Linked DNA regions of Homo sapiens: region 1 is linked to region 2. Evidence: chromatin loops called from intact Hi-C (ENCODE). Cell type or tissue: endothelial cell of umbilical vein. All regions are shown on one strand. Links, peaks and the distances in the headings refer to the core of each region. The heading gives the core; the rest is flanking DNA. Region 1 overlaps TENM3 (teneurin transmembrane protein 3). Region 2 overlaps TENM3 (teneurin transmembrane protein 3).

The links. Peaks named below come from ENCODE experiments on the same cell type or tissue, not always from the same donor. Only the 100,000 strongest peaks of a DNase experiment are listed, where the experiment ranks them.
Region 1: a loop joins it to region 2, with 7 times the contacts of the local background. A loop is called at or near these places in 1 of 110 quality-filtered maps.

What each region holds. Positions count from the first base shown.
Region 1 is chr4:182,798,562-182,803,944 of GRCh38, reverse strand. TENM3 (teneurin transmembrane protein 3) reads right to left here. Exons shown (of 28, transcript NM_001080477.4): 28 at 921-4,349. The coding sequence ends at 3,594. Among named protein-coding and RNA genes, the nearest start is that of DCTD, 120 kb to the left of the region's middle. RefSeq lists an enhancer at 1-134. In endothelial cell of umbilical vein, for the core only: no CTCF peak of the experiment used is centred there; no DNase peak of the experiment used is centred there.
Region 2 is chr4:182,592,053-182,597,435 of GRCh38, reverse strand. All of the region lies in intron 3 of TENM3 (teneurin transmembrane protein 3), which reads right to left. Among named protein-coding and RNA genes, the nearest start is that of DCTD, 320 kb to the left of the region's middle. RefSeq lists an enhancer at 3,230-3,730. In endothelial cell of umbilical vein, for the core only: no CTCF peak of the experiment used is centred there; a DNase peak (open chromatin) is centred at 3,355; H3K4me3 peaks cover 279 bases; H3K27ac peaks cover 2,355 bases.

The DNA of each region.
Region 1 (5,383 bases), core at 132-5,131, 210 kb before region 2:
CCTCTCCTCATCTTTTCAAGCGCTTGAGGACTGGTCCTGATTTTGAAGTACTTACAGTCAGGTGCTGCCCTTCTGTTGCGGTCTGGCAGTTAGAACCCCATGCAACTGTTAGGATATGTGTGGTGAATGTAAAGACAAATTTCACGGGATGTGGCAGCAGCATATCCCATATTCAGATTATTTTTTCTAAGGTATAATTTTTACCGGCACCATTTTTATTTGCATTTGTTCAGACATTACTTTTAAGGAAAAGACTGTAGAGAAGGAAAGCAGTACTTCGCCTGTTTTTCTGGAATTCCGTTTTGATCATGTTAAAGTCTAATTCGAGGAGAAGAAAACAGACCAGTTTGCCAAGTGGAATGACCTGATTCTTGCTGGATCAACACGTTATGCAGTTGAGGTTGTCACTAGAAAGCAAGTGTGATGAAGTCTGCCTCTTCCGACTAAAATCAAAGCCCTGGCCTGCCGGCCAGAATTGCTGAACTAAGCATCTTCTAATCAGCCGGTCTATATGTAGATTTAGACATCTCCAGGAGGCTGCAAGCCTACCAGGCCCAAACTGATTATTCTAATCAAGTGTTTTAATTAAGCACACTTATTGCCAGGATCACAGGAATGAGGCCTGCTCTCAAGTAGTAATGGGTGGTATTTTTGTAAACTCTTCTTTACAGTTAGCGTGTTTGGCTTTGTGGGGGTGTGTTTACTGTTTTTCTAAAGTAGGCCATGGGAGAGTCCCCTGTGAAGTTCACTCTGCTGAGCCAGCAGTCTGGCCAATGGACAAAAAAAAAAAAAAAAAAGATACTACCAACTGGGTTGCAGATGAATCAATTCCCCAACAACTGCATCTATTTGCGTCCTCCACGTTAAACACAAAAGCAATGCTGGCTAGCCCAAGACTTGAAAAAATATAAAAACACACACACATTGGGTTGGCTTTTATTGGAATGCCTAGGTGCAATCTATAGTCATCAAGTTATGGAAAATTCAGGTCACATATAAAGTTAAGAAGGCAAATGAAAAGAACAATACAAATCAGACAAAATTTACATCTCAAAATATCATGAAAGCATTTTGACTGGCTTTGCCTAAAATACTTTGAATATCAATTTCTTTTTTGTAAGCTAATTCTTTTCATTATACAGTCCCCCACCCCCTCCCAACTCTTAGAAAAAGGTCTTTTGTTTACATATTCCCCAAGGTCACTATTTCTTGTAAAAGCATGTCCAGATCACAAGTCTTTTTAGAAAGAAATAGGCTCATTATACCTACTAACAGGACACTAATTGGGTTGATTTGACTTCATCATCTAAAATAAGCACCAGGAGATACTCCAAATCTGTTATTTATCGGTGCCCGAGTGAAGACCAGTCCACGTCAAGAAGAGGTTAAGACTATGATCTCACTTCTGTCATGTGGCACAAGCTTTTCATGGTAATACATCAGAAACATGTCTGAGAATTTAGACTCAGAGCCTATTTCACCCAAAAGTACTTACAGCATGCTAAATACAGGCCTGCAGAAGTTCCACGGAACAGAACTGCAAATACCTAACAGTTAAAAAATAAAATGGAAAACAGAATCATGTTTATGTGGTTTGAAATCTCATAGTTTTCTAAATTTGGGCTTCATAATACTTGCCAAAGGATTTCCAGAATAAAAAATATTAATGCTAATCTGTGCTTTCATTCTAATAAAATATCATCAGCATTCATTAGAAGATTAATTACTTCGGTATGCTCTACCAAATACACAAAGACAGTAATAGCACTGATACTGTAAATTCAGTAGCTATTTTGAAACTTTCCCAGCCAATCATCTGTTTAATAAACACGCCTACTGTGCAATTTAGAGTATGTGATACATACAAAGCAGTTAGAAAATTATTTTCAATACATCACTTGAACCTTTATATTTACGACATGTTCACTTGCTATATTTTATCACCATTATACATAGAGGAAAACAGTGTGTACTATAGCTCGATGAACTGAGAAATATCTTCTAAAAATATTTTCGTGGCTGAATTTAGTGCTCAGGAAAGAGATTTGTCAGAGCTGAGCCGACACGGAAGTGCAGATGGCGGCTGGGCTCGTTCCCACACGCGTGCATGCATGTGTGCAGGAGGGCGCGGCTGTCAGTTCACTTCCAGCTGGATCTGCCACCCCCGGCTTCCCCGAGACAGAGCAGAGGCTGTCATTCAAACCAGCCCCCCAAGATGGTTTGGTCATGTGGGCTTAGAGTAACCCTGACCGGCTCCATCTGGCTCACCCACCACTGCTCGGTTTCTGCTGTCTTTCCTAGATCTTAAGACACGTGTTTAGGATCACGACTACATCAGAACCTTTCCTCCTCCTATTTCCCCAGCATCTGATGTGGTCTCTCCTCCATCAAGAGACAGAGCTTTGGAACAGTAACAGTAAAAACCTCGGGGTTAATTATATCAACAACTCCCCATTGACTTGCAAGGTTGAGAGAGGGCCAGAGAACCCTTCCTCCCGTTTTTTCAATCTTCTTCCCTTACATTCCACCAGCCCTAGTTGTCTACTGTGCCTCTCAGTTGACAATGCTGAGGACACTGGCCTGATGCGTGAGAGAGGGAAGAGAAAGGAGCTCTCTGATTCGCCACCCACCTAGAATTGCACGGTCCTATCCATCTAGTGATAGAAGCTTGCACATTTTTTCAACCTAATACAAAAATATTAACACTTCTGGACATTATAGGCATAAGTTGTTATATCTCTACAATATAATAATTCATACTGTACAGCTATAACAGATAACAAAAGGTGCAATCCTTTTAAAAAAATCACACAGTTCACGTTTTTATCATTTTATTTTTAAGTATAAATTTTTAAACACTTTACATAAATTAACTCCTCTGAGACTAAGATTTGATGTACAGTAAATTGTAATTCATATAAAAATCCATAAACAACTTGTCTCACATAATTTACAAAAAAATCAGGATTTCCTTTGCTTATCAGTGACAAGGATTCTAGTTGCCAGTTTTTTCCCCGAAGGGAAACCACGTTAGCATTGTAAAATCCATTAATAAATCCCCGCCGCAGAAGTCACTGTGCCAATGTCCTTCTACAAAGCTGCACAGGGAAAGCAGTTGGGTTGTCTAGAAACAGTAACTTTGCCCCACATTGTAAAATGAACAGAGATAGCTATCACATCCTATGCAGACAGACTACTTCTTGTAAGCAAAGGTCGACAATTCGGGACTATTTGGAAACACTGTACACATTTTTTTTTCTTTTTTAAAGTTAGTTAAATACAGTGCCTAGAAGGAACAGACGGCCCAGCGCAACAGGTCGAGGCCTTTGTCCTTGATGATTTTTTTTTCCTCTGGCTACGTTCAGTCCGACTGAGTGCAGCGCTATGCATATGTAAACATATTCGTTAAAGCCGATCACCTTTAAGGTCATTCGGAAAAAAGCGGTCCTTGTTTTCGCGGTGTGGGTGTGGGTCGTAACAGCAGTCTCATTCCCCCGGGAGGAAGGCTCTTGGGCGTTGGAGAGTCCCACTCGGGTTGTGCCACAGGACAATGTGGGCAGGGCGTGAGCGGCTCGGCGGGCGCGGCCCGGGCGTTACCTCCTGCCGATCTCGCTCTGCCGCAGGAACTGGATGTTGTTGGCGCTGTCGGCCAGCTCGGGGTACTGCTCCACCGAGAGTACGTAGTACCCGTCGTAGCCCTGCACCTTGCCGGCGCTCAGCAGCTGCCGCTTCTCGCCCTCCGTCCAGAGGCGCGCGCCCTCCTCGCCGTCGCGCACGCGCTGCTGCTCGCGCGCCCAGGCCCGGGCGAGCGCGCGCTGCCGCGCCTGCTCCAGGATGCGCGCCTTCTCCTCGTCCAGGGTCATGCCGTAGCGCACGTGCAGCGCCAGCGCGCCGAACTGCATCTCCACGTCCGCGAACCTGCGCGTCCTGCCGTTCACCACCGTGGTGGACTGCGACACCGTCACGTTGATGCCGTTCTCCAGCGCCTTGCGGCCGCTGGTCAACCGCAGCGTGCCCAGGTCGCTCTCGGGCGTGGTGGTCTTGATGAAGTAGTGCGTGTCCTTGCCCTCGATGGTGAAGTGCAGGTTCTCCAGGTAGAAGGCGTTGTTGAGCACGGCCGCCACCTTGATGCAGTCCTCGTTGGCGATGTTGAGCACGTTGGTCTGCACGCGGCCCTGGCTGACGGCCAGCATGACGCCCTTGCCGATCAGCGACTTGACCGTGGCGAACCACAGCCAGGACTGCGCGCCGCCGGCCCGGCGCCGGCTCACCTGCACCTCGGCCATCTTCCCCAGCGACAGGAAGGCCTTGGCCTGCCGCGCCACTTGCTGCTGGACTCCGAAGATGGGCTGCGGGCGAAACAAAAGAGGGGGCGCGTCAGAGGCGGCCGGGAGCCTCCCCACTCCTGACCCACACACGGGACTCTGGGGGCAGCGCCGGGGCATGCATGGAAGCCCCGGGGTCCTTCCCTGACCAGAAGGCTGACAGCCCGGGTGGAGGGAGCACTCGAGATCCCTCCCCCTCAAGGTGATCCCGATGCTCTGGAACCCCCAAATGGCTCACTCATCGTGGATCACTTTAAAGCTTTCTTCGTTTCTAACATGGGAAAAATAGTCCTGTTTCTTGCTTTTCTCTTACAGTTTCTAGATGCTCTTTTCCCACTCCCACCCCACGTGGGGAACCCAGCTCATCCGGATCTGCATGCTCGTAGCTTTCTCCACAGGAGGCTGAGAAGCCACCAAACACAGAGAGGGATCTGAACGGCTGGGGATACTTAGTGCCGATCACAGGGCCCCGCTTCGTATGCTTTGAAATGCTTGTATTTAAGTCAACTCTGTCCCCTCTCCTGGCAGAGTTTTCAGCTGAAGATGGTGAGTGTAACCGCAGAACTGAAATGTACAGGGATGAGTGGAAGGTGGGGCAGCTGGAGACGATATTTGTTACTTTAGGAAAACAATTATTTTTCTCAGACTTAGGGACAGTGGACCGTCTAGACTGGCAAATGTTTTAAATTGGGGGCATCTTAACTCAGCCATTTCTTATACCACCAGATGTTTGTCTGGCCATTGTTTCCCAAATGAAAACATCTGTTTCATTTGCGGCAATGAAAGAAACAGTTGTTTTTCTGTACTTGGGGCAGCCTCAGTGTCTTTGCCCACGATTTCCTATGCTGTCCTTATGGTGCACTTCTTTTGACAGAGAACTTGAACCATATTTAAAAGGCTGCTTAGGAAAAGAGCTGGCAAGTCCATTTGTACAGTTAGATGTAGGTGTTTTCAGGCATGTTGGAAAGTCATACACAATTAGGAAGTGCATGTTCAAATGCATTAGGAAACTTCGGTATGTCTTCATGCCACTGTATCAGTGTAGACAGTCATGCACT
Region 2 (5,383 bases), core at 247-5,246:
TTTTTAAGTTTGTTTTTTTCTTCCTCTGAGACAAGGTCTTGCTCTGTTCTCTGGGCTGGAGTGCAGTGGTATGACTACAGCTCACTGCAGCGTCTACCTCCCATGCTCAAGTGATCCTCCTGCCTCAGCCTCTCAAGTAGCTGAAACTACAGGCATGTGCCACCACGCCCGGCTAATTTTTTTAAAATATAATTTTGTCGAGATGGGGTTTCCCTATGTTGCCCAGGCCAGTCTTGAACTCCTGGGCTCAAGCGATCCTCCCGCGGAGGCCTCCCAAAGTACTGAGACTGCAGGTGTGAGGATCTGTACCTGGCTCTTTTTAAGTCTTTGCATAAAGAACAATTGAATACCCAGGGAAATCTTTGTGACCAAGGTTCAAAATGGACACAAGGAAAAAGGACAGGGTCTAGACTTGGAGACTATAAAAGTGTTTAAGGATCTAACACAGCTGGGCAGATCCGCACAAGAACAACCAGAACAGCCACTGCAGCCTTTCACTTTAGACAAATTCACTGATACACAGATTGATAAAAAAGTTCTGGATATAATGACTTTGAGTGAGTTACAGATGGGACAATCAGACCTCACATAGTCACCAGGTTTAATGTTACTGCAACATACCTCTGAACATGTCGATTTACTCCTAGAAAACTCCAAATGGCTTTCTAGTGCCTATCAAACTTGAAATGAACTCTAAAGGTGAATGTTATATTTGGTCACAGATACCCCAAAATATATTTTTGCAAGCTCTCCCTCGTGTGTCCTCTTCGCATATTCCTTGCTCTAGCCACGCTTGCTGTAGCCACTCCATGCCTTACACCTTTCTACTTAGGCAGAGTTGCTTCTCTCTGGAAAGACATTTTCCTCCATCTTTCTATCTCCAAATCCAAATTACTTTAAGATCTAAAAAAGGTGATGCCACCTCTGTTTTCTCCAGGTAAAAATCATTGATCTTTCTTCGGAGTCACCTTATTGTATCTGTCCCTTTTTCATGGCTCTATTCGCATTCCCCTCTGTGCTAGAGTTAAGGTTGTAGGGCTCATGTCCCCTGCTCAGCTCCCTACGGGCAGGATTCACATGCGATTCACCTTTGAGCTCTATGGACCTCACAAGGGCAGACACTCAATAAATACTTGTTGAATGAATGACTATTTGTGAAGAATTCAATGAGAGAGTGTGGAAGTAGTAAAAAGTTGAGCTTGTCCATACTGCCTTTAACTATAAGGTAATTTGCAAATATGTTGTATTTCCCCAACTTAACTCTTAGATCCTGAAAGGCAAGGATTCTAACTCAAATTTTTTTGGATCTTCTGGTACTTTCACTAAGCACGTACTTCAAGGACTCCCAAAAATGTGCTGATTGATTGATGACATTTATATAATAGCACCTTGTGGGGTCATCTCATTCAAGCAAGGAACCATGCCACTCACCCCAAAGACTGGAGTTTAGGAATATTTCTTTGAAAATGTTCTGATATTTAAAATCTACCTTTAAAGATATGTGAATAATATAAAGATCATATAAAATATATAATATATAAAATGAAAGCTATAAAATAATATTTAAAAATTATTATAAATTATATTTTACCAAACACAGTATGTTTTCCTTTTATTAATATTTTAAAGCTTATGATTAGCAATGCTCTTAGATATTTTAGAAAAGGTATCAATTATTTTTTCAAAATATTCCTCTCTATCTTTCTGAAAATTAAATTCTCGGTACCATGGTTATGAGAAATTATGCATCATACCCAAACAGCGTCTTTATTAAATTTACTCTTTCTTTCCACGTGCCTTTCCTTTATCAAGGTCCCACTGCTCATATAACTTCAATGAAAGCCTAACAGTTGCATGTTTTTATTCACTATGTTGAATGAAATTAATATCAGATGTTTTTTAAAACTCACATTAATCATAGAGATTAGATAATAAAGACTGCGGTCACCCTGCTCCTCCCTTAGCTCTTCAACAGCGTCACTTAAGGCATTCTGTTCCCATGTTAGACCTGCTGGCATGGGTTAAGAACCTGGATCATGGTGTACACTGAATAAAGTATGTTGACTATTATACCAGGAAAATGCTACGAGCTATTGGATACAGGGTAGATTACAGTGTAAGCAGCTTACCGGCCCCCAGTTCCAAGCAAATGTAAGGCCTATTCATGGAACTCTGCATGGAGAAGAAGAAAAACTGCTGGTGACTTTCCCTAGATAGCAACTCTGTTATTATGAATCAGCATGGTGAGAGGCGCCATTGAGACACATGACAATGAATATGGCATATTTACTTTCCGTGGGATATTTTCTTGCATAAATTACTTAATCTCTCTGAGCCTCACTTATTTGATAGTGCTTGTTTAAAGGAGCTAAAAACACACAGTGCCTGACATAAAAGTTAAGTGCCAAGAACAGGGAAGAGACTGGGTGCACTGGCTTACACCTGTAATCCCAACACTTTGGGAGGCTGAGGTGGGCAGATCATGAGGTCAGGAGTTCGAGACCAGCCTGGCCAACATGGTGAAACCCCACCTCTACTGAATACAAAAATTAGCTGGGCGCGGTGGCACGTGCCTGTAATCCTAGCTACTTGGGAGGCTGAGGCAGGAGAATTGCATGAACCCAGGAGGCGGAGGTTGCAGTGAGCTGAGATCACGCCACTGCACTCCAGTCTGGGTAACAGAGCAAGACTCCATCTCGGGAAAACACACACACACACACACACACACACACACACACACACACACACACACCAAAACAAAAAACAGGGAAGAAATAAAGGGCAGAACATCATGAGGAAAAACAAAGTAACAGAAAAGCCTTGTCAGCAACTAATAGCACCATCACCAGAAGTGAGAACACACAAGCAAATACGCCTGGAGAGGAAATGTGTTCACTTTATTGATTTATTTAGAGACAGGTCTTGCTGTGTTGCCCAGGCTGAAGTGCAGTGGTGTGATCAGAGCTCACCACAGCTTCAGACTTCTGGGCTCAACTGGTCCTCCTGCCTCAGCTTCCTGAGTACCTGGGACAGATGTGTGCCACCATGCCCAGCTAATTTTTAAATTTTTTGTAGAGACAAAAAAGTGTTTGCTTTAACAGGTAGAAAAATTACGATCAGAAATGTCATAGGGCCAGGCTCAGTGGTTCACGCCTGTAATCCTATCACTTGGGGAGGTTGAGGCAGGAAGATTGTGTGAGTCCAGACCAGATTGAGCAACACAGCAAGACCCTGCCTCTAAAAAAAATAAAAATCAAAAATATGCAAAAAGGAAATGTCATAAGAACAGAAAACAAACTAACCTCTTGCCAGTTCTCACACAGGAAGGAATTTGATCTCATAGTCATGAAGTTCGGCCTAGTCACCTTTTCCTAGCTAGTATGGCCACAGGATCATGCCAAGAAGAAACAAAACAAAACAATGCATATCTGGGCTTATTTGCTGGCTTCTTTTTTTTTTTTTTAAGACTAAAAGCTACTGCTGGCAGCTCCCAGGCTGCCATGTGCAACTCAGCTCCAGCTCCTCCCTGGTTTACAGCCTTGGGCTGTGGTCTTCAGGGAGCAGAGTGGAAATGGACTTTGAGACAGGAAAACTGGGGAAGAAAATAATACCTGCTGTGAGATGAAAATATCTTGGTGTGAGTATATGTCTGCATTTGTATGTGTGTGCTCGGTTCATGTGGGAGGAAGTAAAAGGTGAGTGTGAGATGAGAGGAAAGGAGGAGAGTGGGCTGGCATTCGCTTTCAGCAGGTGTGCACAGTTGGAAAGGTGTCACTGCAGCGACTCCAACTGCTCTGTCCCACCCACTTCCTTCACCCTGTTCTCCTTCCCCTCCTTCCCTGGATCTCCATGTGGCCTGGCTACACACGTCCCCAGGGAACAAATACCCTAATCTGGAAGGGAGATAGAAGCTAAGGGCGGACAGCTGTGCTGCTTCAGAATACGAGTAGTTTGAGTAAAGTCAGTCATCAAAAGACAAATGGAGTCAGGAAGGGATGGAGAAAGGAAGATGGAGGGACGGAAGAAGAAAGGACAGAGAGGGACAGGCAGAAACTGGGTGGAGGTGGAGGGAGACAGACAGACAGACAGAGAGACAGAAACAGTTTTAATTTCACAAAACTGTGAGAGAATCTGAGAAGCACCGTTACACAAAACACCTCCTGGGTATTCATTCATCAGCATGTGGCTTCCTTACTCCTGAATAATAATGATAGCAAGTGGAATAAATGAAAACCCTCTGGCCTTAGCCCTCTTAAGAGCTTGCAATATGATACACATATTGTTTTATATAGCAAGGGAGTTGTCAGGTAATCTAGGTTGCCACATTGCCTAAAACAGAAAGTACACTGGACTCTCAAAGACAAAAAGAGAATGTGAAGATTTAGATTCAGTCTTTGATTATTTCTTCTAATGCTCAAAGGATGACCCTAAAGATACTAAACCAAATTCTGTCAGTTCCTTTTCAATTGTTGAACTTGACGAACATTTAAAAGAAGCCAAACATATTTATGGATGATTTGCAAAGGATGGAATTAAAGTCTTCATTTCTGTGTCCTAAAATTCGTTTTCACCTCACTTCCTGGCTATATCTTTACTTTCTCTCGTCTCAAACAAAACTTAAGTCTTCTTCAAAATTGACCTCTTTCTTAAAAACAAGTCATCAAAACAAATTGTATAAAACTTTTTGTTTTTGTATATTTTACTATCATATGATTTTTTTTTTGACACAGTCTTGCTCTGTGGCCCAGGCTGGAGTGCAGTGGCACAATCTCAGCTCACTGCAACCTCCGTCAAGTGATTCTCCTGCCTCAGCCTCCCAAGTAGTTGAGATTACAGGCGTGCGCCAACACGCCCAGTGAATTTTTTATATTTTTAGTAGAAACGGGGTTTCACCATGCTGGCCTGGTTGGTCTTGAACTCCTCACCTCAGGTGATCCACCCACCTTGGCCTCCCAAAGCGCTAGGATTACAGGTGTGGGCCACCATGCCCGGCTCCATCATGTGAATTTTAACTACAGTGGCCAGAGCCTCAGGTGGATCTTCCAAGTGTACAAGGACAAAACGAGAGTTGGTTTTTGATTTTGAAAATACCAATCTAATCCTTGGTGTAGCTTAATCTCTTATTTCATTATCGACTAACTCTGTGGCTTTCCAGAAACTGCTTCTCCTTGATTTTCTAAAGTTAGGTAACTTCAGGTAACAACACTTCCCTGATCTGGTTACATTTCAGGAGCTATTAGAAAGGTGGTATTATAATCCATTCCTTTAAAAATAAATCTGTTGCAGATGTAAAAAAAAAAAAAAAAAGAAGAAAAGAAAGGTGGTATTATAAATTCAACATTTTTATGACACTGAAAACAGTAAATTACCATTAAAATGCCTC